Regions from separate parts of the Homo sapiens genome. Here all the other regions are linked to region 1. A link is a loop called in an ENCODE intact Hi-C map of the cell type or tissue named here. Cell type or tissue: PC-3. All regions are shown on one strand. Region 1 holds the start of LOC124901730 (a long non-coding RNA gene). Region 2 overlaps CAV2-DT (CAV2 divergent transcript). Region 3 holds the start of LOC124901731 (a long non-coding RNA gene). Region 4 overlaps CAV2-DT (CAV2 divergent transcript). Region 5 holds the start of CAV1 (caveolin 1). Region 6 overlaps LOC124900233 (a long non-coding RNA gene). Region 7 overlaps COMETT (cytosolic oncogenic antisense to MET transcript).

Region 1 (4,000 bases):
CAGAACATGTATAAACTATAAGGCATGGACTATCCAGTGTTTCAGAGGTCCGAACTGGTTTTCTGTTTTCTGCTATAACATAGGTTATTTATTCATTTTCCTCATGTGCATGTTTGAATAAGAAGAAAATTTTGTGGTGTAAATGTATGTATGTTTGTGTATGTATATACATGTTTGTATGTCATGTATATATACATAACACATACTGAATGGTACAGGGATTGTAAGTATTAATGTTCTACAATATTAGATTACACATAAATTATGACTGATCTTATGACAGAATAGAAGCCAATTAACTACAAGTTATATTTTTAGTGCAAATTCATTTTTCTCAAACACTGTCAGTATTTTTAATTGAGTCCTTAATTACTTTGAACATGATTTTAATTTACTACTGTCTAGAAATTAGTGGTGTTAATAATCTCATGTGTCATAGGTAAGACAGGTAAAATTACCACTTCAAAGCTTTAATGAACAAGGAAAAATCATAAACTTCTGTGTAATTACAAATGTGCAATCTAATAAAATACATCAGAACTAAGCACACTGCTTTGGAACTTCCCATCAAGACTTTCTGCCTTGAATGCCATGAAGTTATCTTACATGCATCAAATCACCTGTTTGGCCTTCACTCGTTATTTCTCAGGCTGCTCAGAATATTGACCTCCATTAACAGTTGGCCAAAAAGGTTAGCTAGAAGGCCACCCTCCATTGTGTATTTCTGAGGTTGTCATTATGAGTTTTAATTTATCATCTAAAGAAATATGTCCTAAGATGAAAATGTTACCATTACAGCTTGATCTCTCACCCTCTTCTCTTGTATTATTTCTTAATAGGTGTGTCAAGGATGCCACAATGCCATCGACCCAGAAGTGCAGCGGGTGACCTATAACAATTTCAGCTGGCATGCATCCACAGAGTGCTTTCTGTGCTCTTGCTGCAGCAAATGCCTCATTGGGCAGAAGTTCATGCCAGTAGAAGGGATGGTTTTCTGTTCAGTGGAATGTAAGAAGAGGATGTCTTAGGAGGAGGGCACCCAGAAGTATCGAGCCATAGCTATCCAAAGTGGTCTGCATTTCTACTGTAAAATGCAATTTGAAAAAAATAAAACGCAAAAAAAGAAACTGTAAAGGAAACCAAGAGATTTTGTTTAATTTTTTTGGCCATTTTTTCTTCATCAATTTTTTTTCGGTCTCAACTTTTAAACTTGGTTTAAGCATTTGATTTGTAAAACAGTAAATAATTGTATCTTTCCATAGCTTTTCAAATGTGAAATCATTTTTGGAAGCTTGGATCTCATTAAACTTCATGTCTCTATTCCATTTGTGCCACACACTTAAAAGTTAGTGTACTGAATGGAAAGATGAGCATTCCTAGTTCTACACTTCTTTTTTCCCCCTCATGTGTAAAATGAAAAGAAAACTAAATTTGCCCTAATACCAAGGCGCTACGTTTATTGCCTCGTCTTATTCACTGACCTTTGTAATGATACACAGTGAATTCTTTTTGACAAAGAGAAATGCAGTGTAGTATGCAGAGCTGCTGTTTTAATGCCTATGCATTTACTCTTTCCTGATTTAGGCAGAGGTGGCATTTTCTTTATTGCATTTCTCTATTTTTTTAATGTACCCTACCTTCAGTATTCTCTTTGTAAGTTGGTGACTTGCATCTGTGGCCTTGAATATTTTATTATCACATGTGGCATAACAGTATCCACACTTTTTAGTTCTTTATTTTTTTTTTTTTATTTTGAGCAATTCTCCTGCCTCAGCCTCCCAAATAGCTGGGATTACAGGTGCATGCCACCACACCCAGCTAATTTTTGTATTTTTAGTAGAGACAGGTTTTCACCATGTTAGCCAGGCTGGTCTCAAACTCCTGACCTCAGATGATCCGCCTGCCTTGGCCTCCCAAAGTGCTGGGATTACAGGTGTGGGAGCCACCATGCCTGACCCACACACTTTTTACTTGTATAGATGATTTTTGGCTTGGACATAAAAGCCAAGCCACCCATTTGCTTTTAATCCAAAGAACATGTATAGTTTTTGTACCCAGAGACTATGATTTATATTGATTGCACTTGCCTGCCATGATTTAGATAAGATTTTTTTTGCATGGTTTTTATTCTTTCCTAATGGATCCTGTTTTATAATACTTCCAAGCCTGTCCATGGATATATCAAATGTCTTCACTTGTATATTTTCATGGCTAGGTATTTCTAATGTTTATTCTTCCCTGTGTACTTCTACACATAGCTATGCACTATGAAAATTAAATGGAATGAATGATATGTATATTACTCAAAATAAAGTTTCTTTCACTTTAATAATCATTGTATCTTTTTATTCATATCCTTTTTTGAGTGAAAAATGCTTCTGCAACTAAGCATGTGTTACAGCAGGGGGCGATGTCTCCAAGGATAAAAATTACCCAAACGAAAATAAAAGTCTGCCTCTGACAGGACAGCACAGAATCTAGATGTTTCATTATGGAGAAAAGATAAGGTTTATGAAACTTTCAAATCAGGACTTTTAAGTTTGGTCATGCAAGAGTTTTTTTCTTTTTCAAAGAAAGGGAAAGTAATTTTAATTAAAATTTGGGAGAGCTTATTTTCTATTCAGTTGGATCTAACAAGCCTTTTATACTTGGGTTTCAACTCTGGTTTCTTTATATGTAAAAAATATTAAAAGAAGAATTTTTTCATGGAAACTTATCGTGAGACAGAAAGCAAATGGGGAATAGTGGTAGACTCATGCTTCCTAATGTTAGCAGGCCATAATACTTTCTCCCTCAGTCTACAATTATTTCTGTCATAGTGGGAGTTGCAGTTTTCTCTGATACATACCCAGAATAACTTGACTTTTTTTTTTTTCCAGCTCCTGTTTGGCCAATAGTACTTCTCTTTACATTCCACCTCTCCACTCCCCACCACCACACACACATGCACATGTGCATACCAAGCATACAAATTTACTCCTTCTGCACTATGCCTTCAACCATGCAAAAGTAACTTTTGGAGCTTGGATACGTGTCACCTTATCTAAAGTAATCTAATTCTGCATATAATTTTAGAAGCTAATATCACAAGTATCATTACTGTCTATAAAGATCGCTTTATGGTTGCTCATATCTTTATCTTAAATGGCAACAAATATATTTTCCACAGCATATTGTCCACAAAGTTGTACAACTTAACTTTTCCCAGACATGGCTAAGTGAGAATAAACTGAAACAGAACCCATCTGCTACTAACACGGCCAATCCCTTAGGAAATCTGGATTGCTCTTGAGACATACTAGCCTTCATATTTGTTGCATGGTACCTACATATCTCCCTTTCCTCCTTCCTTTTTTTTTTTTTTTTTTTTTTTGAGGTGGGGGGGGCGGCAAATGAGTTAGGGATTATTCTTTCTTTTCATTGACTAGCTGAAACTTCTATTACTGAAGTCTTCAAGCATAGATTTCCAAATTTGACTTTGAAGTATTTCAGCCCAATTTCACCAAAGGCAAGGGATTCATCACTGATTCATTCTCAAGGAATTTCCAACACATAGCGTTTAAGCTTATACAACTTCACCGTAGTTACCAAAGAGACACCAACACCCAAGATCAGTATTCAGCCTTTGTCTTGAGATGCCTTGGCATATCTGAACTTGTCTTCTGGGTATTCACTTAATTCTTTGGAAAACTTGGGTTTCCGTCAATGTCTCTATAAAAAGGCACTTTGCCACAATTTCTCACTCATCTGCCCCTTCTTGACCTCTGCTGATTTAAATGCTTGCCGACAACTTTGATGACTGTAATGAATGCCCACATGTATGCAAAGGACCCACTGTGCTGGTTTATGTGTATGTGCTTTGACCACACAAAACACATTCTGGCTCGATTAATAGATTAATAGGATCTTTTTTCATATATTTAGTTGATGCTTAAATAGCTTTGGCTAATTATTTTGTTCTTTCACAGAGAACTTGTCATTGTAGCTTTTATTTGATCTG
Region 2 (4,000 bases), 190 kb after region 1:
GCCACATGTGTTTAATTATCCAGCTGCAGCTCCAAAATAAGTAAGATCGGAAAATTCTTTCAGATCTCCGTGTAGCTGAATATCAAAGGAAATTTGGGTGATTCTAAAACTATTGTACTTCTGGTTCGTGTTGGAATTATGAGAGTTCTCCTGTTTTTGTCTCTAAATATAGAGTTCAGTGATTTGAACCTATGGAATCTCCCTGCAGTCTTTTTTCTTTTATATGACGACTATATAATAAGTGAAGAGCATTTTGAAGAGGGCAAGTTCACTTTTTTTAGTTGAGGCCAAAGGCCACAGTAAAATCTTTGTTCTTTTACTTTTATTTCTAACTATGCCTAATTTTTTTAGTATTCTCTGAAATTTTATTAAATTCTTTTTATAAATATCTTTCTGGATCTTTTAAAACTTTTTTTCTTCAACATCTAAGAAAAAACATGTCACAATAATATTGTGATGCTTGCCTTTGCTGGGCAAAATATGTTTTTCAGACGTTAATCTTTATTACAAATATAGATCTGAAGGAGCTTTAGGCAGTCAGTTCAGTCTAACCTGTTTCCAAACAGGTCTGATGAAGCCTGAGCTGGTGATGCCACCAAGGCAGATTTTATGATAGGGAGAAAGTGCAATATTTGAAGGGTAGAAAACAGCAAGAAAGTGATTCTGTGCGCTGAGCTTCAGGACTCTGACCACTATGCTTCCTCACGGATGGGTCACTTCTTTTTTTCTTTTTTTTTTTTTTTTTGAGACGGAGTCTCGCTCTGTCGCCCAGGCCGGAGTGCAGTGGCGCGATCTCGGCTCACTGCAAGCTCCGCCTCCAGGGTTCACGCCATTCCCCTGCCTCAGCCTCCGGAGTAGCTGGGACTACAGGCGGCCGCCATCATGCCCAGCTATTTTTTAGCAGAGACTGGCTTTCACCGTGTTAGCCAGGATGGTCTCTATCTCCTGACCTCGCGATCCGCCCGCCTCGGCCTTCCAGAGTGCTGGGATTACAGGCGTGAGCCATCGCACCCGGCCCGGATGGGTCACTTCTTTAGGAAAGAAAACCTCTACTCCACTGTTAAATGTAAGAGCTCAGAAACCATTGAAATACTTTTTATATAATGTTAAGGAGTACAAGAAAGTGTAATGGTAGAGGAACAGTCAATGCAAAAAGTAAAATCAATACATGCCAATAAAAAATGTGAAACCTTCTAAAGGAAAGAATATATACATTTGCCCAAGAAATTCTTCTATTTAGAATAAACAATTTTAAAACATGGATATGCATATTTAGTATGAGACATTAACATGTAAATTATCTTTAAATAGTTTTTTATTATATTGTTAAAAGAGTAAAGAATGTGTGTTGGGGTCCTAGGTGTGGAAAGTGATGCTGAGCCAGAATTAGGAAGATACTCTGTTATTGAGAAGCTGGGAATTTGAAAGGAAGTTTGGTATCTGAGAGAGGTGAAGGAGGGAGGGGGCATAAACATTTTTCCACAAACACTCCCAGATCAGGAATTTGTGTGACTAAGGCATGATGCATAACTGAAATCTAAAAAGGTGTGACTAATGCCTGTGTAATTTTTTGTGGTGCATTTCTGTTCATGAAAGTAAAACAATGCCTTTTCCAAGTTTTAGTATTTGGAAAGCTTCCCATAGGGAGTATCAAAAATACATATTCTTCCACTACCTTTACTCTTCCACAATTAATTCTGGCTTCACTCCTCACCTATTGTGGGACTGTGAACCAGTGACCTAGCTTCTCCATGTTGCTTTTCCCACGTGTAAAATTGAGATATTAATAGTACATATGACATAAAGTTGTTATAAGTTGTTATAAATGAGGTAAAGATTAAATAAAATACTAATTGAATCTAAAACATAAAGTTGTTATAAAGATTAAGTGAGATAGTGCAAATAAAGTGCTTAGCACAGCGCCTGGAACATAGTGAAGTCTGCAATAAGTGGAAGTCATTCAAACTATTAGGGTCTTTAAAACCACAGGGATATTTCACAGGAACAAAGCAGTGATCTATATAGTATGTCATATGAATGGGAAAAATAGCCAATGTGACAAAAGAAGATACACATCAGTGTCTGTTGAATTAAGGCTCTGGTTGGTGATAATTCTATACCTGTGGATTTCCGAAGACCAGCTGAACAAACACAATTCCCAATAAATATACTTGTCTGCCTTACGAGGCAGCATTCTGTCGAACTGTGCTATCCAATAGAGCTTTCTCTGATGATGGAAATATTCTATTACTCTCTACCCAGTACAGTAGCCTCTTGCCACATGTCATAACTGAGTACTTGGAATATGGTTAGTATAACTGAGGGACTGAACTTTTATTTTAAATTTAGATAGCCATATGTGGCTGTGGCTGCCATTTTGGACAGCACAGCTATAGAAAGATACAAATAAACAGCATACATAAGTCATAAGTCATATATTTAAAACAACTTCTCTTTTCCTCACTCTACATTATGCCAAAGCCAAAAGACAAGTTTAAGTACCTTGCATCATCCTTTTATTATGGCACACTAGAATACTCAGCGTAGGTATATGCTGAAGGGGCAAAGAGCAAGGACATTCCAGTAGCATAGCACATCTAGAACCCAGATCTCAGTTTCAAAGTACCATTATTCACTAAGAGTACACATGAATTTTTGGAGACGTGGCTGATTCCGAGTTGGAGATGAAGAATACAAAGTCAAAAAACAAAAACAAAACAAAACATGATGCAGTTACACAAAGAAATTTCAATATTTGTTTGCATTTTTGAAAGATATTAAAGGTTGTCCAATCGTTGCCTACAGCAACACTTCTTAAAATTCCATTTATCCCATTCCTTTCCATATCTCCCGCACCCTGCATCTGTCTTAAATATCAGACTCTCCCCCTTTTCCTCTCAATTCCCACTAAATTCAGTCTCCAAACAAAATTTGTATAGCTCCTCACCTCTCTCCATTCTTTTGCTTTCTCCTCAAGTCTTTCTTTTTTCCCCCTTGAATAAATCTTTCTAGTGCAGATACCCCTTCCTTGCTTCTCCTTTCCCCATTCTCTGATTTTATGGCACAGAAAGCAAGGAACCAAGATGGCAGATTCAACATATCTCTTAGAAATTACAAAGACCAAGCTAACAAATTCAGATTTCTCTTATAGACGTGGTCAGAGGGAGAAAGTATGGAAGTACTTGTAACTTAATTTTTTCTTTCTACTTATTTTTGAGTCCTAAGCACATGTATTATATACTATTTTCTGAGACCCTTTCTAATGTCATCTAACCAAGTTTCTGAAAGCACCACACACAGTTAATCCTATACATGCAATTATTTGTTGACTATATAATATTATAAGTAAAATTACTTCCTGCCAAAAATATATCCTCATTTCAGATAGCAAGTTCCCTGTTAGAATGAGGTATGTATTTCCTTTCCAAGCATTATTATACAAAAATAGAAATACACCTAGAGGAATAACACATTAAACAACTATCAAACGTTAACATTCAACATATCTGTTTCTGCCCTGGCAGGTTCCTGGCATCAGACAATGCCTGGAATGGAACTATTCCTAAAAGTGGAAGGGCTGATGGCATTGTACCATCGTAGGTACAATGCACGCCATGGGGTGTAGCTGGGAAGGGTGTGTTTGGGGTGGAAGCAAAAATCATAAGGTCACCCGAATGCTAGTTGAGGGGTAAGACACACGAAGAGTAAGCAAGATGCCCCCAAAATTCCATTTCACGGTATTGCCTCTAGTCGTCCTTATCCATTCATCAAATAATTAAGGTATGAACAATATATAATTAAATAATTTTGGCAAAAGGTGAGTTTCTGTTATTATACAAAGGCTTAACTAATAATGTGAGTCTTAAGGTTTCATACTATGAAATGCTAGAAAACATAACAGACGTTCTCACACCTTTCTCAGTTTCTATCTTGGTGCCTCTATTAATACACGAAAATAATGTGCTTCCCCTTTACAGCCATGAAAATCATATTGAAAATG
Region 3 (4,000 bases), 550 kb after region 1:
TAAAGATACCCAACAAATGTTAATTTCTTCCTTTTTTTTTTTAAATCCTCTCCCTCCTCACCAACTCCCACCATGCAAATATAATTAATCTCTGGTTCTAAAAAAAAGACAACTGAGCTCCTGCATACCAAAGGAATAAAAAACTAACACTTCCTTTAGCTCAATTTAATCTAGGCCCCACTGAATGTAATAGTGAGCAAAGACCATACAATAGCAAATCATTATAGATCACAACTAGTAATCCCAAATGACAGGTCTCCTCTGTTCTGAATTTCATTTCATTGAAATTGTTCCAAAGTTTGCATCTTAAATTACACAAATTATATTCACTCCTGTCTTCTATTTTAAAAGGGGAAAATTGTGCATTCATTTACCTGTTCCCTTTAAACATCTTAACTCCTGCTTACACTTGTATGAAAGCATTGATCTTATCATAATTAGAGAAAGTTCCTAAAAACAAAAAAAGCAATGACACACAATTAATCTACAGTGTGTATATCAGAATTAGGTTCAGAAAATCCCAAAACAACTGTAGCTTACAGGAGATGAGCTTTTTCTCTTACACAAAACAGGTTGGAGGATGGGCAGTTGGGGGCTGGTGTAGAAGCTGCAGGATGTTGGCAGGGACCCAGGCTCCCATCCCTCTACTCCACTATCCCAAGGCATGTCTTCTATCCTCAAGGTCACCTTGTGGTCCAGATGGCTTCCTGCCCTTCAGGAAGGAGGAGGGAAAGCCTGAGTCAACACACTTTACAAACCTTCCTTATAATAGAAGGGGTTGAGGAAGGTTGTGTGGAAGATGCTTCTGAGTTGGGCCCAGATGGACAGGTAGGAAAAGGACATCCTCCATAGAGTGGATCATGTCAGCAATGAAGTCAGAAAAGTACAAGTATGGTTAAGGAACAAGAAAGATTCATCTGAATATAATAATATTTGGGAAAAATAGTAATGCGTGTATTGAAGATGAGCCTTGGTGTACAATTGACTATAAGCCTCCCCGCATATAACAGAATGATTCTCTTATTTTCTCATGATCTGGGGAAGTAGGTTTGGAAATTCAAGCCTGGGGTGGAGTAATAGGAAAATATAATCAGAATAAAGAGGATGAGTTTTTTGTTCTTTTGGTCTTCCAGCCCCTCAGCTCTGGCCATGCCAACGCACCCCTTTCCGGGAGTGAGTCCACCCAGAACCCTTCGTGCCCATGGACATGCTTCAATGCTGTGCACTGGGTTATCTCTCTTGGAAGAACACAAACACACAGGCTGGCGCACAGTAAGCACTGCAGAAATATTGTGGATGAAGAATCTAGAAACTAGGGTGCATGCTCCAGGAGTGTAGAGAGAGCCCAAATCAAGATGCACCTTTAATATCACTCTAAGGTGTTAGGAAATGGGGAATGAGGAGAGGCTTTCAAAACAGAGGGGCAACAAAATCAGAACTATTATTTGGAATAGTAACTCCAACAGCATGAATTGGAAGAGGAAATACCTTAAAAGATGAGTTAGGAGACTATTTCATTCACACAGGAGGGTCTAGATAACTAAAACAGAAACAACAGTCATATTGAAGAAGACTGGCAAGAGGTCAGCATCCCATGATCGCGCTGCACTGTTGCTTTATATGATTGTGTTTGATGGCACGATTGTTTACAACCCTTGACTTTCTTCCCTGCTTTATCATTAGCATTACTTTAGAATAATGAAGCCTGTTCCATCCATTAACTCCACTAACATTTGATCTCCCCATAGGTTGAGGTTAAAAATTAATTACTCTTCCAACATATTGATTACATGACTATAAATATAAAAACAGAACTACAGAGTAACTACAGGGACCCTTTGTTTAAATAGCATGTTTGCTCTTTTTAAAGGAGGTAATTAATGGCAAAGGACTTTGGAACTGGAGGAACATGCTAGAAAAGCAACCCTTGAGTGCCATCTAGTGTTGACAACACATTTAAATGTAGTGTATCAAAGAAAGGTCTGGTTTCTTACACTGTAGGTGACTTAATTGTTGAAAGCAGGCAATGTTTGAATAGTAAAAAACCAAACTTACCCTGCCTTTGTTGCTTGCCACCTGGGTATTAACATGAATCTTCATTTTTGAACTTCAGTGGGAGGAAGCCTTCATTTCAGCTTCTAGGTCAAGGTGCGTTAACAGAATTGGAGGGCATTGAGTTTAACTCACATAACTCTTTCTTTTTGTCATTCCAGGAAAAAGTTACCCCTAAGGTAAAGCTAGCATGTAACTCCTCCTTTTCCTCCCTTTTACCAGTTAGTTTCAGACTATTTCACCTAATTAAAAATGAACTCATAATATTTCATGAATTAAAGAATGGAGAACATAGAAGAGGTTAAGAACTGGTGTTGAAATCTCCTGCCATGGAAATTCATTGTTACTGAGGTGGCTCATATATCAGAGCACTGCCTTCTGCGGACATTAAAATTCACTTTGTTTCGTGTCCCTAATACTGCCCAGCCCTTGGGAAGCACGAAGCTGACATTGTATTAGGCAATTCACGCTGACCTAATAACTCAAAGCAATCATCACTGGTAACTTAAAGTGACTACACTCCAAAAGAAATAGAGCCTAAGGTCACAGTTATAAATCTTACCACAGGAAGGCCAAAGATTATAATCTTTATGCCAAGTGCTGCAGATTCCTTTCTGCTTAGGAGAGTCATATTTCAAAGACTTTACTAATCTGAAACCTATAGGTGGTTGTGACAATAGCAGATATGGCTTACATGACATCAAACCCACATTTTAAAGAACACTGGGTAAATCAGTAAAAAAGGGGCAATTATATTTATTATATCTGCAGCCAAGACTGTATACTTTTACCTTCATACTATACTGAAATGCAATATCATAATTGTTTTTGAACTCAAAGGCCTAACATATAATAAAAGCATAGTTAACTAAGGAGGCGTGTGATCCTCTTATCAGTGTATATTTGCATAATTTGCAAGCAGTCTCTGAGTTTGCTATGATGATGTGTAAACAGAGGGTATTTGTTCAGTTGGAACTTTGTGCTGTGGAGACTAAAGTCAAAGGTTTGATCCCTAATCAGGGCAGACAGCTTCACTGTTGGGTGACTGAAAGCACTTTATCATTATGCTTCCTCAAGATCGAGGGGCTTCAGGACAGTGAACATGTAAGTTGCCCACTGCTAAAGAAAAACATGTTTTAAATGTTTTTATTTGACTTTTTTTTATATAAGGAATGTATGCCTTCTTTGTGCAAAATAAGATGTGATTTTTTTAAAGCTAACATTCTTGCAGACTCTAACAATCTCCTCCCGCATCCCCTCTGTTCCCATAGCTTCTCTCACCTCCATATTTACAAGCCTCTCATTTTTATAGAAAGATATACACATATGTTGATTTTAGAGTTTTAAATAAAAATAGGATCATGCTGTATACATAATTTGCAACAGTTTATTTTGACTTTGCAGCATATCACAGGTATTCCTCCAGTTTATAATTCAGTCTTTCTCATTGCTACCTGACCATCTGTAGAATGGCTGTTACAATCCACTCAGGCTGTTTCCAGTATTTTTTTTTGGTTTATTTTGTTTACTGTTACAAACAATACTACAAAAAAACTTTTACGTATAATCTAATATACTGGCCTTTTATTCTAGGATACAGTCCCAAAAGTGGGGTCAGTAAATCACACACTGTTTGTATTTTATTAGATATTAGGCAAGTTGTTTTCCCCAAAGGCTGCACCTTTTCACACTCCCAACGATATTTGAAAATACTTATTTCCCTATTTTGTACCAGCTTGGGACATCAGCACTCTTTTTCATTACTGCCAAATAAGTAAACAATGGTTTCTTACTGTTGTCATAATTTGCTTTTCCATGATTAACAGAGAAGTTGACTTCCTGTGTTTATGTGTTTTGTAGCCATCTGCATTTCTTTAAATTGCCTTTCCACAGCCTTTGCCCCATTTTATTCTTTCCTCTATTTTTTATTCAATTGTTTGTCTTTCAG
Region 4 (4,000 bases), 180 kb after region 1:
AAACTTCAAACTATACTACAGGGATATAGTAACTAAAACAGCATGGTACTGGTTCAAAAACACATAGACCAATGGAGCAGGTTAGATAACCCAGAAATAAAGCCTCACACATACAACCATCTGATTCTCAAAAAAGCTGACAAAAACAAGAAATGTGGAAAGGACTCCTTAAATGTAAAACCTAAAACTATAAAAACCCTAGAAATACCATTCTGGATATTGACCCAGGCTAAGATTTCATGAAAAAGGCTCCAAAATAATTGCAACAAAAACAAAAATTGACTACTGGGACCTAATTAAACTAAACAGTTTCTGCACAGCAAAATAAACTATCAACAGAGTAAATAGATACCCTAGAAAATGGGAGAAAATATTTGTGAACTATGCACCTGACAAAGGTCTAATATCCCGAATCTATAAGAAACTCAAGTCAACAACCAAAAACCTAACAACCCCATTGACAAGTGGGCAACGAAGAACAGGCACTTCTCAAAAGACACAGACACGGCCAACAAGCGTATAAAAAAATGCTCAATATAACCAATTATTAGGGAAATGCAAATCAAAACCACAATGAGATACTATCTCACACCAGTCAGAATGGCTATTATTAAAAAGTCAAAAAATAACAGATGCTGCCAAGATTGTGGAGAAAAGAGAATGCTTATACACTGCTGGTGGGAATGTAAATACGTTTAGCCACTGTGGAAAGCATTTGGAGATTTCTCAGAGAATTTAAAACAGAATTACCATTCAACCCAGCAATCCCACTACTGGGTATATACCCAGAGGAAAATAAATTTTGCTACCAAAAAGACACATGCACTTGTACATCCATCACAACACTATTCACAAGAGCAAAGACATTAAATCAACCAAGATGCCCATCAACAGTGGACTGGATAAAGAAAATGTGATACACACACACACACACACACACACACACACACACATATATATACACACACACACATATATATATATATACACATATATATATATATATATATACATACATACTGTGGAATACTACGTAGCTATAAAATACATGAGATCATGGTCTTTGCAGCAATATGGATGGAGCTGGAGGTCATTATCCTATGTGAATTAATATGGAAACAGAAAACCAAATACCTCATGATCTCACTTATAAGTGGGAGCTACACATTAAGTACACATGGACACAAAGAAGGGAATAATAGACACTGGGGTCTGTTTGAGGGTGGAGGGTGGAAGGAGGGTGAAGATTGAAAAAACTACCAATCAGGTATTATGCTGATTACCTGGGTGACAAAACTATCTGTACACCAAACCTCTTTGACATGCAATTTACCCATGTAACAAACTTGCACATGTAACCCTTGAATGTAAAATTAAAGTTGGAAAGAAAAAAGAAAGAAAGGAATCCTAAGAACCCATGGAGAATTCAAATACAACAAAGACTGACAAATAATCACCTCTCTATCCCCAAGTGCTTGGCCCTCAATAATTCAGGGCTTATTAAATAAATGAACAGATGAATTAATGTCTATTGGAGTTAACTTTGAGATCAGGATTAAACGTGGCATACGCGATTTTAGTGAAACAGATAACTGAGATTGCAATGGGCTAATTAGCCGACATTCTGCAATACGTCCTAGTCATTTTTCAGAAAAATTTTCAATCACATTAAGTTACATATGGACTCAGAATGGAATTAAAAATTAAATCTAGAGTAGTAAGCCATGCTGCAGACCATTTTACATTGTAGTTTATTATACTGTTTTTATAATTATGAAGTATTAATATATGCCAGATAATTATCAGTTCTATTTTCAAATAATTTTCTCTTTCACAATTAATGAAAATATTCCAATTTCTTAGTAGTCTTATTGTTTTCCCTGAAGAGTTCCAATAAGACATGGTTTTAAAAGGTACTTTAAAGAGATTGTTAGAATATGATTTTGAAGTTTATGGCTCAAAGATAAACTGATTTCTAACCAAATTTGTGATGAGTACAGTGAGCATTGGAGTTCCCGGCCTACCACCTTCTCTGCCATCTCTTGGTAACAATCACCCTCCGTTTTCTTGTTCACATGTCCCATGAAGAGCTCATATGCCTCAGGGAAAGCTGACTCCAATCACTGGATCTACAAGGGACGCAGGCAGCTCAGGCATAAACAGATCTGCACAAGCACATTCATTGGCCATTGGTAGGGTATATGGCCAAATTTTTAGTGTATATGACTTCTGTGAGACAGGAGGAGATATTTGTAGGCACTCCTTTGAAACAAGCTTTCTCCTCTGGGGAACAACTGAAGACACCATTTCTTCCACTGGATGGTGACACCTGGAGCAATACAGCCGACTTCCTACCAGATTCTCCATCCAACTGAGGATGAGGCAGACATCTGGAGAAAGAGGGGGCTGTGGGAGGTTGAGCCCAGCTCAACTAGGATTTATTGGCCTTCCTATAAATTCCAGCATTTCCACTAGGTGGAAGTGGTTGACATAGAAAACGGCTAAAGATATCACAAAAGTACAGCTAAGATGGAGATTAAGAGAAAGGACTTTGGAACCACACAGCCTGGGCCAACTCCCAGTTCCACACCCCTCTACCTATGTGATCATAGGGAGTCATTTAGATTTGTGCCTTGGTGTCATCTCTGCAAAATAGGGATAATAATGTTTATATCACAATACTATGAGTTAGTAACAATGAATTTTTTTAAATGGATTAATAGCATAAAGTGCCCAGAACAGTGTCCAGCACATTGTCAATCCCCCAATAAGAGGCAGCCTTTCTCAAGGTCCTTTTAGTCCTGAAGAGTCTATCTGTCAATCAATTATTTATAATTATGTTATGTAAAGCCTATGATACAATATTTCCACTTGCAAATTTCAGTACAAACTTCATAGCCAGGTTAACTCTTAAGATCAAGAATTGACTGCCAGTAGATCTAGAACTGAACCTAGAACTTCTGAACCACTTGGTCAATTCACCAAATATTAAATCCCTCTTATATGAAAGATATTGGATGTATAGATTCATTTAATAACAACTGCAGTGAGCCAGATAGTATTCTAAAGCTTTTAGTTTACAGAAGTAAACAGAAGACACCCAATCTCTACCCTCATGACATCCTTATTAGAGTGGCCATCTGAGTTCCATAACTAAGTCACATCCCCTCCCATTAAAATGTTCAGCAGTCCCATACAGGAAGAAATGTACAACTAGCTGACACTGTGATAAGTGTTATCATACCGTGAAACATCTGGTAGATGGGAGCAATAAAACAAGGAGAGGTTAAAGATGTGTTCCAGGAAGATATGGAGTTTGTCAGGCATGTTGGTATTAGGTAGAGGGGAATAAATGGCTCTCAATGAAGAGAAGAGGGATTGTGACAGGTGTAGTGGCAGAGGTGTGACCAGGATGGAAGACTGATTCAGAAAACACAAGGTGTCCCAGCACAGCCCTGCCTGTGCACAAAGTCACAGGGACTGGCAGAGCTCAGATCCTGGAAGACCACATAAGCCATGTTAAATTCAGACCTGCCATGATAGATACTGTGGAAGAGATTTTTGTCAAATAAGTGTTGGTCCCACAGGGTAGCAGAAGAAACTTGAGAGGCTTGGGTGTCTCCTCACAGGGAGCAATGGATAAAGGAAGCATGTATTAAAGAGTGTGAAATGTATCCCAAAGCAAATTTCCATTACCGATTTTCTGTTAACTGATTCAGATCACTAGAAACATCTAATTTATTTTTTAGACAGTTCCAAAAGATAAGAAAAAGCAAAACACTGAACTAACACCAGAATCTGTTGATGCATTTTGATCCTGAAACAGGATTCCATATTAAAGTCAGCTAGCACGTTTATGTTAATTTTGTTTAAATCAAACACTACTTCTTATGTGGCTATAGCAAATAATGCTTAGAGTCCTAGGAAATTACATTAGCTTCATATCTAGACATTTTGGCTGGAACTAAAATATCAAGTGTTGTTTATACATGAAATCATG
Region 5 (4,000 bases), 270 kb after region 1:
TTTACAATAAAGTAAAGACAGAAGCCCCAGATTCAGGAACAGACAAAATACTTTAATCGCTATCACATTTTTTTTAAGTCTAGTCAATTAGAAAAGTCAAATCTTTCCTCACAGCCAAGCACATTAAAAAAAAATCTTCTCTGGTAATAAACTTGAAGCTTTAAATAATTCTACAATTATAAACATTTTGTGTATTTTGCAAATATGGCATAACCTGTTGGCATAAAATTCCATTGTTCCAGAAAATATCGGTAATAAAATTATAGAAAAGTTAAAGATCTTCATTTCTTATTTCGAAGCGTTTGGGAGACATTTCAGAAACGGATGGGAAATGTTAAATTCTGCATGCCTGCTTAAGTTTCCATCCACACCGACTAGATGTAAACGAGTGTCACCAAAAGTACACCACAGGCACCCACACAGATTCCTTCCATAAGGGATCCACAAAGTTTAGATGTGAAATGTACCTAAAGGTTCCTAGCCGTCTTTCATCCCTCCCTCTGTGAAACAGGGAGACACATGTGTTTTAAGGCAGAGATGGAACTTGGGCGATGGGCGGGGGGTGGGGGAGGTGGGAAGGGACGGCTTAGGACAGGGCAGGATTGTGGATTGTTTCTGCCGCCTTGGTTGCCCATACTGGGCATCTCTGCAGGCGCGTCGGCTCCCTCCACCCCTGCTGAGATGATGCACTGCGAAAACATTCGCTCTCCCCGGGACGCCTCTCGGTGGTTCAGAGCAGGGAAAATGTTGCCTCAGGTTTAAAATAATCTGCCCAAGCACCCCAGCGCGGGAGAAACGTTCTCACTCGCTCTCTGCTCGCTGCGGGCGCTCCCCGCCCTCTGCTGCCAGAACCTTGGGGATGTGCCTAGACCCGGCGCAGCACACGTCCGGGCCAACCGCGAGCAGAACAAACCTTTGGCGGGCGGCCAGGAGGCTCCCTCCCAGCCACCGCCCCCCTCCAGCGCCTTTTTTTCCCCCCATACAATACAAGATCTTCCTTCCTCAGTTCCCTTAAAGCACAGCCCAGGGAAACCTCCTCACAGTTTTCATCCAGCCACGGGCCAGCATGTCTGGGGGCAAATACGTAGACTCGGAGGTAGGCATCCGTGGGGGGGCGCCGGCTCGGGCGTGCGGGGAGTGTCCGCTTCTGCTATCTGCCTCTCCAAATATCCCGACTGCTGCCCTGGCCCCAGCCCTCTCTCCACTTCGGAGCACTCCTCTGGCGTTGGCACCGCTGAGGAATGGGCCTGGGCGGGGAGGTGAAGAGAAGCCAGGAATGTTTTATGTTTTCCTAATGGAGAGGGGGCCTAGGGAGCCCCTGAGCTAGGAGGACACGGAAAAGGGGATTGGGGTCCTGAGATTGGGTCTGTTGGGCCCAGGACGCGTTTTCTGGATGGGTCTAGGATGCTCCCTTGTCGCGGGACCCCCGCGGTCCGGCCCTGCCTGCTGGGGGTTCGAAGAGGTGGAGTGCAGGGTGGAGGTGTTATTTACCCGAGTCCTGGGGACAGTCCCCGGGACTCTCCGCCAGGCGCCCAGACCGGCAGGTCCCGCAGGCGGCGCGCGGTGTGTTTGCACTTTCCAAAGTTCTTGAACCATCTCAAGAACTCCTTCTGCATCTTGGCGTCTGGCAGGGGTGTTCCGAGAGAGGTAGACCTCCCCTCCCCAAACTGCCACCATCACTTCCAACGCCCTCCACGCGCTGGAGCTCTGCCCGGGTGTGGAAACCTCGTCTTCCAACACGTAGCTGCCCTTCAGCCACCCGCCCGCAGCCTGGGAGTGCCCTGAGGGTGGGTCGGGGGAGCTGCGCAGGTGAGACTGAGTTCTAGGACATTTAGGGGGTCTGGTGCCTGGCTCCGCCAAAAATGGGGACTTTCGGGATTGTGATCATCACGGCGGATTGAGCAGGGAGAGCCGTGGAGGGACAAGAGAGGGCCGAGGCAGGGTGGGGGGCGCGGGCAGGTGCGAGGGGGATGCGGCCAAGAAGCAGCGATAAAGGGAACATTCCACGGGTCGGGCGGCTGCTGTTGGATCTTAGATAAAGCTGGAAGGGATTACCGGGGCAGGGGTAATAGGGACCGGGGACGGGAACGCGAAACAGGTGAAGCGCTCAGGGCGAGAGCGACTCGGCTTAGGGAGTCCGGGAGAAGCCTGCGGCTGCCCCCTCGCCGCCGAGGTCCTGCGGGTCCTGCGGGTCCTGCGTGCTGAGCCGGGGCGTGCGCGGGCGGGGGCCTTCGGACCGCGCGGCGGGGCCTGCCCTGACCCCTGGCGGCGGGCGGGGGAGGCAGGCGCGCCCTGCAGAGTACAGAGGGGTGTGGTGTCCTCTGCGAGATCCTCTTAAAAAGCTGGCTACGCGCAGGCGGTTTCTGTGCACGGAGCCGTAGCTGTCGGAGCGGTTAGTTCGATTTCGAGCTCGAGGTTTCCCCCGCCGCCAGGCTGACTTCTCATCGCTTGTTTTTCTTTTTGCATTTTTCCTCCCACCGCCGTTGCCGCCCTCCCCGTCCTGGCCGTCCGCCCTCCGCCCTCTGCAGGGACATCTCTACACCGTTCCCATCCGGGAACAGGGCAACATCTACAAGCCCAACAACAAGGCCATGGCAGACGAGCTGAGCGAGAAGCAAGTGTACGACGCGCACACCAAGGAGATCGACCTGGTCAACCGCGACCCTAAACACCTCAACGATGACGTGGTCAAGGTAAGCCAAGGCGACCAACAGGGAAGGGCTGGGACAGCTCTCCTCTGGCAGTTAGCCCGTGCATCCTTCTTTAGCATTGCCGTGTACGCACACCCCACCCCGCCCCCTACACGCGCACACACACACACACACAGAGTTTTGTGGGTTTGATGTGTGGGAGCTCCCGCAGTCGGCAGAAACGTTACATCTCCCTTCCCCCATCTCCCCCCAATAGTTAGTTCAGCTGAAATTCAGCTAAAGTGAGTTTTGTAGAAGTTCCTATAACTACACTTTTATCCTAGCAAATGAGCCTATTGACCTCAGCAACAGACGGCCCATACTCCTTGGGACGGTGAGATGGTTCCTATCCATTCCCAGGTTGAAAGTCTAGTGACAGGTCCCCACTGCACGTGGCATTAAGACAGTCAGATAATTGTGTCAGGTCTTGTGCTGAGGATGAGTCAGAATACAAGATGGGCATGTTCCCCCAACTAAAACGATGGGAAGTGATTTTCTTAAAAATACTACAGTGGATGGAAATGCCTAGGACTAAAGACAAAGAAAATACGTACTTATTCATATACATATGAAAGTTACTTTAACTAGACTAACAAGTCACTTGTGCACAACTAAGCAAATTTACAAAACCAAAAACAATGTATGCCTCTTGGTTTCTTCTATCTATGGACACCTGCACTTAGATGTGGAAAGCTGCTTCTTTAGTAGCTACCTGGGTCAGCCTGCCCTGAGCTAATGGCACATTCAGGTTGGAGTTCCTTTTCATACTTTCAGGATGTGCTTGGTGAGATTAAAAATAATTGGACTGGGTTATTGGCCAGACTTAGATCTGACTCAGTGGTCAGTTTTAAATTATCATTGTTATTAGATTTTGACCCTTTTAGCCAATCTAGTGGGAGGAATTTATTGCCTAAACACATCTGGATTGGGATATCATGGGCTAGAGCCATCCTTGGCAAAGGGTTTTCTCTGAGAAATGGAGGGCTAAGGAAAAATCCTGGCTCAGGGACTGCAGTGTGAAGATCTACTCCTATACAACCCCCAGCAATCAATGAGGCGGATGAGCAATTTCCACCCACCACGCCTGCTATCTATGGATGGGAGGAGCTATAGTTCACAAACCGTTTACATTCATGAATAATATATTTCAAAAGGGGAAACAGTTTAATCTGTAACTGGAAGGGAAAAAAAAACTGTCAGAATTGACTCCCTTGGCTTCCTGGAGTAGGAAAAAGGAAAATTGGAGCATTTGCAGCTTTTTTTGACTAGCTGGATTATGGAATATTTAAAAGCAACAGCAACAAAAGTAC
Region 6 (4,000 bases), 83 kb after region 1:
TTACTTTTGAATTCATTTATGGCTAGGTACACATGAAATAAACACTCTACATTGTCTACAGTGGTAATTGCCAAGAAAAAGAGTATATTTTAGTAACAATTTGGCTAAGCGCCTCAAATTCAAAGTAATTCCACATTTAAATACTAACACTCAAACCTGAAAGTTGTCTTTAAAAGCTTTATAAATTGTTTCTGGTGAGGGTTTTACGACTATGGGGTGGGTGGAAAGGGGAGGAAGGAAGAGGGACTGCCTCACTATAAGCTGATAACAAGGTTGCTAAAAATTGCTCTTATCAATGGTCTTTGCACTTAACTTGTTTAAATAAAAGAAAAAACTTCATGTGAGTCATCGTATTTTGTTCACTACAGCTTGGCAGGTCACCTTGTTCTAGCAGATAGAAACTGAATCAATATGGGAAGAGCCAGAATTTGGACAAGGTTCACCAAACATTCACACTGATGCCAGGTGGGCCAAGAAAAAGGGAATGTCCTGCCTCTGAGGTATCTAAAAATTTTTATGTTTAAGTCAAGGGTTTTGTGTTGTGAAGGCAGAGCTTTGAATTTCTAATAGAAGAAGAAAAGCAGAATATACCCAGAAACTCCTGATTAAATTTATGGTCCTCTAATAATATTTTAACTTTAAAGGAGTCAGACGGCATTCTAGAAAAGAGCCCTTTGGTCAATGCTTTCCTATCTATAGTTTAATCAACCCTTCCATATATGCACATATTAAGCAAATTCAAATGACATTAAAAATAAGTTACATTTCTTATTCTAACCCCTGCCATTCATCCCGCTTTCCCCCCATTGTCACACATATGCCCACTTCCACTTCTGCACATAGGAAGAAAGGGTGAATAAATGTCAGAATCAAGTGGAAAGATTAATCATAGGCTGTTTTTTACATTGTTTTATTCTGAGTCAGAATACGCTTTACAGGACATAGGCAAGCACTTGAAATATAGGACTCAGAACATAAGATGCTTCGTAGGACCCAGGCAAGCACAGCAATTAAATGGAATTCCACATTTTTAAGGAAAGCTTTTTACTTTTCTTCCTCTTTTTGTTTCTCTTTACTTTTGCAGCTCCCTTCAAAAGTCCTTTCTGTGAGACACATTTTTAACTACCATATTGTTCAATTTTAACAAGAGTTCAGGGTGAGGAAGGTTATAGCTGAGGCATTTACAAGGATTTCCTGTTTGTAGTGGCTGCTTTTTCCTCTTTGGTAATGTGTTTTTCACATTTTTTAAAAGCTGCCTGTATGCATTAATATTACTTAATCTCCATCACCTTAAGAAACCATATGGGGCAGGGAGAGGAAGACCGGTGCTGGCTCTTTCCCTTTCTCAATGACTTGAGACACCTTAACCTTGCTTAACTTTTTCTAGAAAATGAAGATAGTAACACCTGCTCTGAATTGTCACAGAATTATTGTAAGGCTCAAATAAAATCTATGTATTTAAGGAATCAATATGTAATAAAGATCTTGAAGTGTTAGTAGTCGATTATATCTGAGATACATTCGCCAATATCCAAGGGGGACAAAGAGAGCTCCATACCCCGGGGGAAATGTAGTCCACTGACAATTTGTCCACACAATTAGAATACAAAATAGCACCCTATGCCTCAACTTTTTTACAGTCAAAGAAAGCATGAGGCATAAATAGTCCTGAAGGGATGTGGAGTCTGTTTGCTCTGCATATGATTTGCATATGCTCCTCTGAAAAGTCACCGGGCAACCGAGTAATTGTACAGTAATGATGTGGTTAAAAAAACAGATTGATCTACTTTTATTATTATTGTTACAAAATAATACATATATTTTTAAAATTCAAACGATACTAAAAGTTACATTCCCTGTCCTACTCCCTGTCACTTATACCATTTCCCAGTTTCTGTTTTTAGTTCTGATGGTTTCCTTTTTGCTCTCCACTGTGACTGATATACATTTATACTTCTATTTTTTGATGACTCAAGTTTCGATAGTATCTTCTCACTCCCAGTACAAGATATTCAGTACACAAAAGATATCCTTTTCTCTCCTGAGTTTCATTTTACGTGTGTATGAACACACAAACATGCTAACACACATGCTCACACAATCTTTTAGCTCTTGTATAGGTTCCTGAATTAATTGTTCAGTAGTATACTAAGCCTCTACTTCTGGTTTCCAATTTAGGCCCTGCATGTTGTCCAACACTAGCCCATCAGTGGGATTGTTTTACATTCAGGGCAGCTGCACTACTGCCTCCTTGGAGAACAGTGCCTCCTGGAGTTTAGCAGTGCACAGCCCTACAGATTAATGCAGGGGCCCTGATCATATTTGTATTTTGTTCCTGTATATGTTTAATCAATCTTTAGAATCTCATCTATAGTTGGTTCATTATTGCTGGGAAACAAACGGCATTTACAAAGTCAAATTTTAGTAATGTTATTCATTATATAAATGAATAGTATCTTTCTCTCCATATCCTTTACAAAGTCTTCAAAAGTTTCTGAAATTTCACTAGGATAAGTTGGTGGATCTTTTTCTCACCCATTCAGTACTTTGTGGGCTTTTTCAAATGGCAGATTTGTGTCTTTTTTAAAACTCTGAATAATTTTCTTCTATTACAGCTTTGATAATTTTCATCCCTCTGTTTTCCCTACTCACTCTTTCTAGAACTTCTTTTTCCATTTTTTAGTGATAAAATACACATACATAAATACTATCTTAACCATTTCTAAGTATGCAATTCAGTGGTACTAAATACATTCATAATGTTATGCCACATAACCACCATCCATCTCCATAACTCTTTTCAACTTGTAAAACTGAAACTCTATACCCATTAAGCAATAACTCCTCATTCCTCCTCCCCCAAACTCCTGGAAACAACTATTCTACTTTCTGTGTTTATGATTTTGAATACTCTAAGTACTTCATGTAAAAGGAATCATGCAGCATTTGTGTTTTTGTAATTGGCTTATTTCACTTAGCAGGTCCTCAGGGTTCATCAGTGTTTTAGCATGAATCAGAATTTCCTTCTTTTTAAGGCTGCATAATAGTCTACTGTATGTATACACCATAGTTACTTATCCACACATCCACTGATGGATACTTGAGTTGCTTCCATGGTTTAGCTACTGTGGATAATGCTGCTATGGTCATGAGTGTACAAATATCTCTTAGGGTTCTATCAATTATTTTGGGTATATACTCAGAAGTGGAATTGCTGAATCATATAATGATTCTATTTTTAATTTTTTTAGGAATGGCCATACTGTTGTCCACAGTGGCTGTATCACATAAATTCCCATTAATGGTGCAAAGGTTTCAGTTTCTCCACATCCTCACCAACATTTGTTATTTTCTGTTTTGTCTTGTTGATATTTGTCATTCTAATGAGCGTGAGGCGTTATCTCATGGTAGTTTTAATTTGCACTTCCCTAATGATTAGTGATGCTAAGCATCTGTTCACGTACTTATTGTCCATTTGTATATCTTGTTTGGAGAAATGTCTATTCAAGTACTCTGCTCATTTTTGAATCAGGTTGTTTGCTTTTTTTGTTGTAAGTTACAGAAGTTTCTATATATTCTAAATATTATATTCTGATAAGGGTATCAGATATATGACTTGAGAATATTTCCTCCCATTCTGTGGTTCACATTTTTACTCCATTGCTAGTGTCTTTTGATGTATAAAATTAATTTTAATGAGGTCAATTTGTCTATTATTTCCTTTGCTGTCTGTGCCTTTGGTGTCAAGTCCAAGAAGTCATTGCCAAGTCCAATGTCATAAAGCTTTTGCTCTATGTTTTCTTCTGAGAGTTTTATTAGTTTAGATCTTACATTTAGGTCTTTGATGCATTTGCAGTTAATTTTTGTATATAGTGTTGGGTAAGGGCCCAACTTCATTCTTTTGCATGGGAAAATCCAGTTTTCTAAGCACCATTGTTGAAAAGAGTATTCTTTCTACATTGAATAGTCTTAGCACCTTGTCAAAAATCACTTGATCATA
Region 7 (4,000 bases), 330 kb after region 1:
GAACCAACCCAAATGCCCATCAATAATTGACTGGATAAAGAAAATATAGCATATATGTACCATGGAATACTAGGCAGCCATAAAAAAGGATGAGTTCATGTCCTTTGTGGGGACATGGATGAAGCTGGAAACCATAATTCTCTGCAAACTTACACAGGAACAGAAAACCAAACAACGCATGTTCTCACTTATAAGTGGGAGCTGAACCATGAGAAAACATGGACACAGGGAGGGGAACATTGCACACCGGGGCCTGTTGAGGGTGGGGGGCAAGGGAGAGCATTAGGACAAATACCTAATGCATGCAGGGTTTAAAACTTAGATGATGGGTTGATGGGTGCAGCAAATCTCTTTCTTTTGTAAATTGCCCAGTCCAGTCTTGGGTATGTCTTTATCAGCAGCGTGAAAACAGACTAATACATATGTCCTTTTAGAGGCTAATATTCCATTCTATGTATATACTGCATGTTGTTTATTCATTCATTCATCCACGGACATTTGGGTGGCTTTCCCCTTCTGGCTGTTGTGAATAATGCTGCTATGAACACGAGGGTACAGATATCTCTTCAAGGCCCTGATTTCAATTCTTTTGAGTCTTCACCCAGAAGTAAGGTTGTCTTGAGCTCTTCTTAGGTTCTCATCCTGACTACCGTGCCTCTGTACAGTGGGACACAGAGCCACCCTCCCCACAGAGGAGCTCTCTCCTCCTGCTACCATTATCGTGGCAGTAGTTCCTGCCTCTTTTGTACGTTCAAACTCTTGGGATTGGAATGTTAATTTTCTCTGCATTATCATCCATTCATTCACTTATTGGAGAAATATTTACTGTAAGTCTGAGACCTGAAGACCAAGAAGATGATGGCCTTGTGAAAACTAGAGGAGGAGAAGAGCATTCAGGGTCCAGTGAGTGTGGGTGTGGAGATTTGGCTTACACTTGCTTAATCTCCTCTCACTCTCCCTGTGTTTGTACTCCATGCTCTTTTACACCATGCTGTATGCATCCTGGTTTCAAACAGAGTCAGGGACTTCAGCTGGTACATTCCCAGTCATTTCATTATGAGCAGGCTCTCCCCAACCTTCCCCTGACCCAGTGGCCTCACCACATCCTGCTGCCTAGCACTTGCTTATTTCTGGCCTGACAAAACGCCTAGTGGATGCTCTCAGTGCATCGACTCTTGGAAACAATGATTCTTCCTCTCTACTACCCAGTAGAGTGAGAGAGGTTCTTTATCTTGCCTAAGTGTTTTGAGGCACACAAGAAAAACCACAAAGGCAGAGCTTCCCTGGACACTTCCTCTCCTTTAGGGGAAAACAAAATCAATTCTCTCTCTCTCCCTCCCTCCCTCCCTCCCGAAGCCTCCCCACTGCCCTCCAAGTTTTTCACGTTGACAAATCAGACTGGAAGCCTGTATGACAGCCACTTTTCAGTATTTAACAATAACCCTCCCTACATCATCTACAAGTTATGTCTTCAACACACAAGGACAGTTTCTAGGACAAGCATTATCCAGGACTTTGCTACTCATATTAAAGGGCAGCATCCTATCCGCAAATCACACCCTCCAGTCTGCCCCCCTCTGACAATTCAAGAAAACTTACAGAATATTGGTTTATTGCATTTATCATTTCAGGGTTTGAGGATGTTTTAAGTTAATGATTTCCCTTTTTTTTTATTGTGCCAAAATCTTGTTCAAACACAATGAAATAAAACATGTAGATACAGGTTTCATTTCCATTGGTTGTCTGAGGCTAAAAATAAGAAGCCAGTGCTTAATGCTGACTTTTAATCTTATTGTGTGAGACCTTATCAATGTTTCCAAAATGCAGATTTAAAAAATAGCTGTGGTTAGGGTTTGAGAGGATATTCTGTGAATTCTAGTGCATGCACTGCCATCTACTGGACATTTATGATATAAAACTAAGCTGCATAGAAATAAGTGTATTTAATCACTGAAGACTCTGTAGAAGACAATACTAATGACATTACTCTTTAGAAAAAAGATAAGTATCTGGATAGATTAATGGAATAAATAAGTATAATATGCAGGCACAACAATATTCCTGTCTGGAATTTCTTGTTACTAAAGAATTTGTATTTTCATCTGCAGAGTAATGTTTGTCACTCTAATGAATGCAGAATCACAGCATTCATGCTGATAAAATCATTTTCAAATTGTGGTTCCTTAATACGACCAGGGAGAAGAGGCAACTCATATTGTCCTTCAGGTGGTGGAATTAAAGTAGGTATATGAGACTTCCCTTAGGATATTCTGTCTAATCATATATTCTGAAAAAAATTATGAGCATACTATCATGTACAGTTACAGAACTTCAGCAGTTTTTAAGAAATTTAACTCAATCACATCCACAATGCTGAACTTCTCATAAATAAAATTTAATATTCATTTCAGAAGGCAGTGCAGGGTTTTATAGTGTGTTGTGGCCATTATTTAACATATTAATTATTTTTGTATAATACTATTAAACACTTACTTAGGTGACATTTCTACCTGTTTTTCTTCTGGATACATAAGGGTTATCCCTTAATTGGATGGTAGAAAACCATATGGATTTTACATTTTAAAATGTACAAAGTAACTAGTTCTGAATATTTGACGTACATATGGGAGTGATATTCTTTTTTTGCACAGTAATTTGATAATAAGGCAGAAGTTTGGGGGCAGAGTGGGCTTAGGTGTAAAAAAGATAAAATTAATTATAGATATTACACCCAACCTTTATAAATCACATGTCATTTTACTTATTTTAGGCCAGACCTCCCTTCCATGCATATGCATCGTACTAAGAAAGATGCTTTCAACAACAATGTAATAAATTGCTCCCAGTCGCCTTAAGCCTTAAGTCTTAGAGGGGTGTGTGTGTGTGTGTGTGTTAGAGAAGTTGTTTATCAGAAGGAATTAGTCTCTTCAATGAAGGCAACAGAAGAAATCACGACAGAGTATATGCTAATGAAAGAGTTAAATGAGTGGAGTTTATTTTAGCTGCAAGAGCACACAAGAAAACATAGCGAATGATAAATAATTTGGAATTAGTCAACTGGGATGAGGTTTCTATTAAAATCCTTGAATGAGACCATTATCCTTTTAACAAAGAAAAAAAAAAGAAAGTCTGTATTTTAAGAAAGCTAAATTTTTTATTGATACATAATGACCATACATATTTCTGGGGTACATGTGAAACTTTGATAAATGCATACAATGTGTAATGATAAAATCAGGGCAATTGGGATATCTATCACTCAAACACTTATTATTTCTCTGTGTTGGGAATATTCCAAATCTTCTAGCTATTTTGAAATATACAATAAATTATTGTTAACTATAGTCACCCTACTCTGCTATTAAACACTAGAACTTATTCTTCCTATCTAACTATGTTTTGGTACCCATTAACAAGAAAGCTAACTTGTTAAGTTAAATAAAATTTAAGGAAATTGTCTAAGTATTTTATCTTTTTTAGACACCATAACAAATAGGAAATAACATATTTTTATATCTCATGACACTCCTAGCTTTTGTTTAAACCTGAACTCTCAAATACAGAGAATTAGCTTAGAAAAATAACTGCAGGGGTTAGGCTTTGAAATTTATCTTACTAAGCATGACAGCATGTTCTCAATGTTTTGCATGTTTCAATCTTTGTTTGTGAACTAGAAAAAGCATCTTTATTTAAATTCAATTAAACCAGACCTACATAGCTGAAACCCTGAGAGAAAACACAATTATGGAATCAATCCCAAAGCACTTGTATGGTGAATTCAGGCAAAAATGGAAATGGTCAATGTGAAATAACAAGATTAATATACAGCCAATCAGTAAAGAAAGTAAATTAAGTATATTGGTGAATACCACCCCCAAATTCATCAAGAAATTTTCATGTTTCCATACACTATAAATCTATATTATCTAAGACTGCAGCCTCTAGACACATGTGGCTACTTACATTTAAATGAATCTTTCATTAGACAAAATTAAAATTT

The links. Peaks named below come from ENCODE experiments on the same cell type or tissue, not always from the same donor. Only the 100,000 strongest peaks of a DNase experiment are listed, where the experiment ranks them.
Region 2: it touches region 1 in a loop (4-fold over the local background); 17 of 110 quality-filtered maps call a loop at or near these places.
Region 3: it touches region 1 in a loop (7-fold over the local background); 83 of 110 quality-filtered maps call a loop at or near these places.
Region 4: it touches region 1 in a loop (6-fold over the local background); 17 of 110 quality-filtered maps call a loop at or near these places.
Region 5: a loop joins it to region 1, with 10 times the contacts of the local background. A loop is called at or near these places in 83 of 110 quality-filtered maps.
Region 6: a loop joins it to region 1, with 2.8 times the contacts of the local background. A loop is called at or near these places in 29 of 110 quality-filtered maps.
Region 7: a loop joins it to region 1, with 6 times the contacts of the local background. A loop is called at or near these places in 106 of 110 quality-filtered maps.

Annotation. Positions count from the first base shown.
Region 1 is chr7:116,256,455-116,260,454 of GRCh38, forward strand. TES (testin LIM domain protein) reads left to right here. Exons shown (of 7, transcript NM_015641.4): 7 at 840-2,329. The coding sequence ends at 1,028. LOC124901730 (a long non-coding RNA gene) reads right to left here and starts at 850. Exons shown (of 4, transcript XR_007060485.1): 1 at 1-850. In PC-3, a CTCF peak has its summit at 2,402 (motif pointing right); DNase peaks (open chromatin) are centred at 2,417 and 3,557; H3K27ac peaks cover 1,376 bases.
Region 2 is chr7:116,441,724-116,445,723 of GRCh38, forward strand. All of the region lies in intron 1 of CAV2-DT (CAV2 divergent transcript), which reads right to left. Among named protein-coding and RNA genes, the nearest start is that of CAV2-DT, 56 kb to the right of the region's middle. RefSeq lists an enhancer at 755-1,954. In PC-3, no CTCF peak of the experiment used is centred here; DNase peaks (open chromatin) are centred at 568 and 1,548; H3K27ac peaks cover 2,762 bases.
Region 3 is chr7:116,807,947-116,811,946 of GRCh38, forward strand. LOC124901731 (a long non-coding RNA gene) reads left to right here and starts at 3,074. Exons shown (of 3, transcript XR_007060489.1): 1 at 3,074-3,156. In PC-3, CTCF peaks have their summits at 1,946 (motif pointing left) and 2,157; DNase peaks (open chromatin) are centred at 1,935 and 2,575; H3K4me3 peaks cover 1,043 bases; H3K27ac peaks cover 1,240 bases.
Region 4 is chr7:116,435,980-116,439,979 of GRCh38, forward strand. The region is part of intron 1 of CAV2-DT (CAV2 divergent transcript); the gene reads right to left. Among named protein-coding and RNA genes, the nearest start is that of CAV2-DT, 62 kb to the right of the region's middle. In PC-3, a CTCF peak has its summit at 2,458 (motif pointing right); no DNase peak of the experiment used is centred here; H3K27ac peaks cover 262 bases.
Region 5 is chr7:116,523,997-116,527,996 of GRCh38, forward strand. It overlaps CAV1 (caveolin 1), which reads left to right and starts at 1,040. Exons shown (of 3, transcript NM_001753.5): 1 at 1,040-1,096; 2 at 2,529-2,693. The coding sequence starts at 1,067. RefSeq lists silencers at 2,022-2,411, 2,642-2,741. In PC-3, a CTCF peak has its summit at 2,277 (motif pointing left); DNase peaks (open chromatin) are centred at 775, 2,305 and 2,655; H3K4me3 peaks cover 3,949 bases; H3K27ac peaks cover 4,000 bases.
Region 6 is chr7:116,339,455-116,343,454 of GRCh38, forward strand. LOC124900233 (a long non-coding RNA gene) reads left to right here. Exons shown (of 3, transcript XR_007060487.1): 2 at 369-465. Among named protein-coding and RNA genes, the nearest start is that of TES, 130 kb to the left of the region's middle. In PC-3, CTCF peaks have their summits at 2,262 (motif pointing left) and 2,461; a DNase peak (open chromatin) is centred at 937; H3K27ac peaks cover 1,519 bases.
Region 7 is chr7:116,587,305-116,591,304 of GRCh38, forward strand. All of the region lies in intron 2 of COMETT (cytosolic oncogenic antisense to MET transcript), which reads right to left. Among named protein-coding and RNA genes, the nearest start is that of CAV1, 64 kb to the left of the region's middle. RefSeq lists an enhancer at 1,033-1,132. In PC-3, a CTCF peak has its summit at 1,879 (motif pointing left); DNase peaks (open chromatin) are centred at 1,127 and 1,867; H3K27ac peaks cover 658 bases.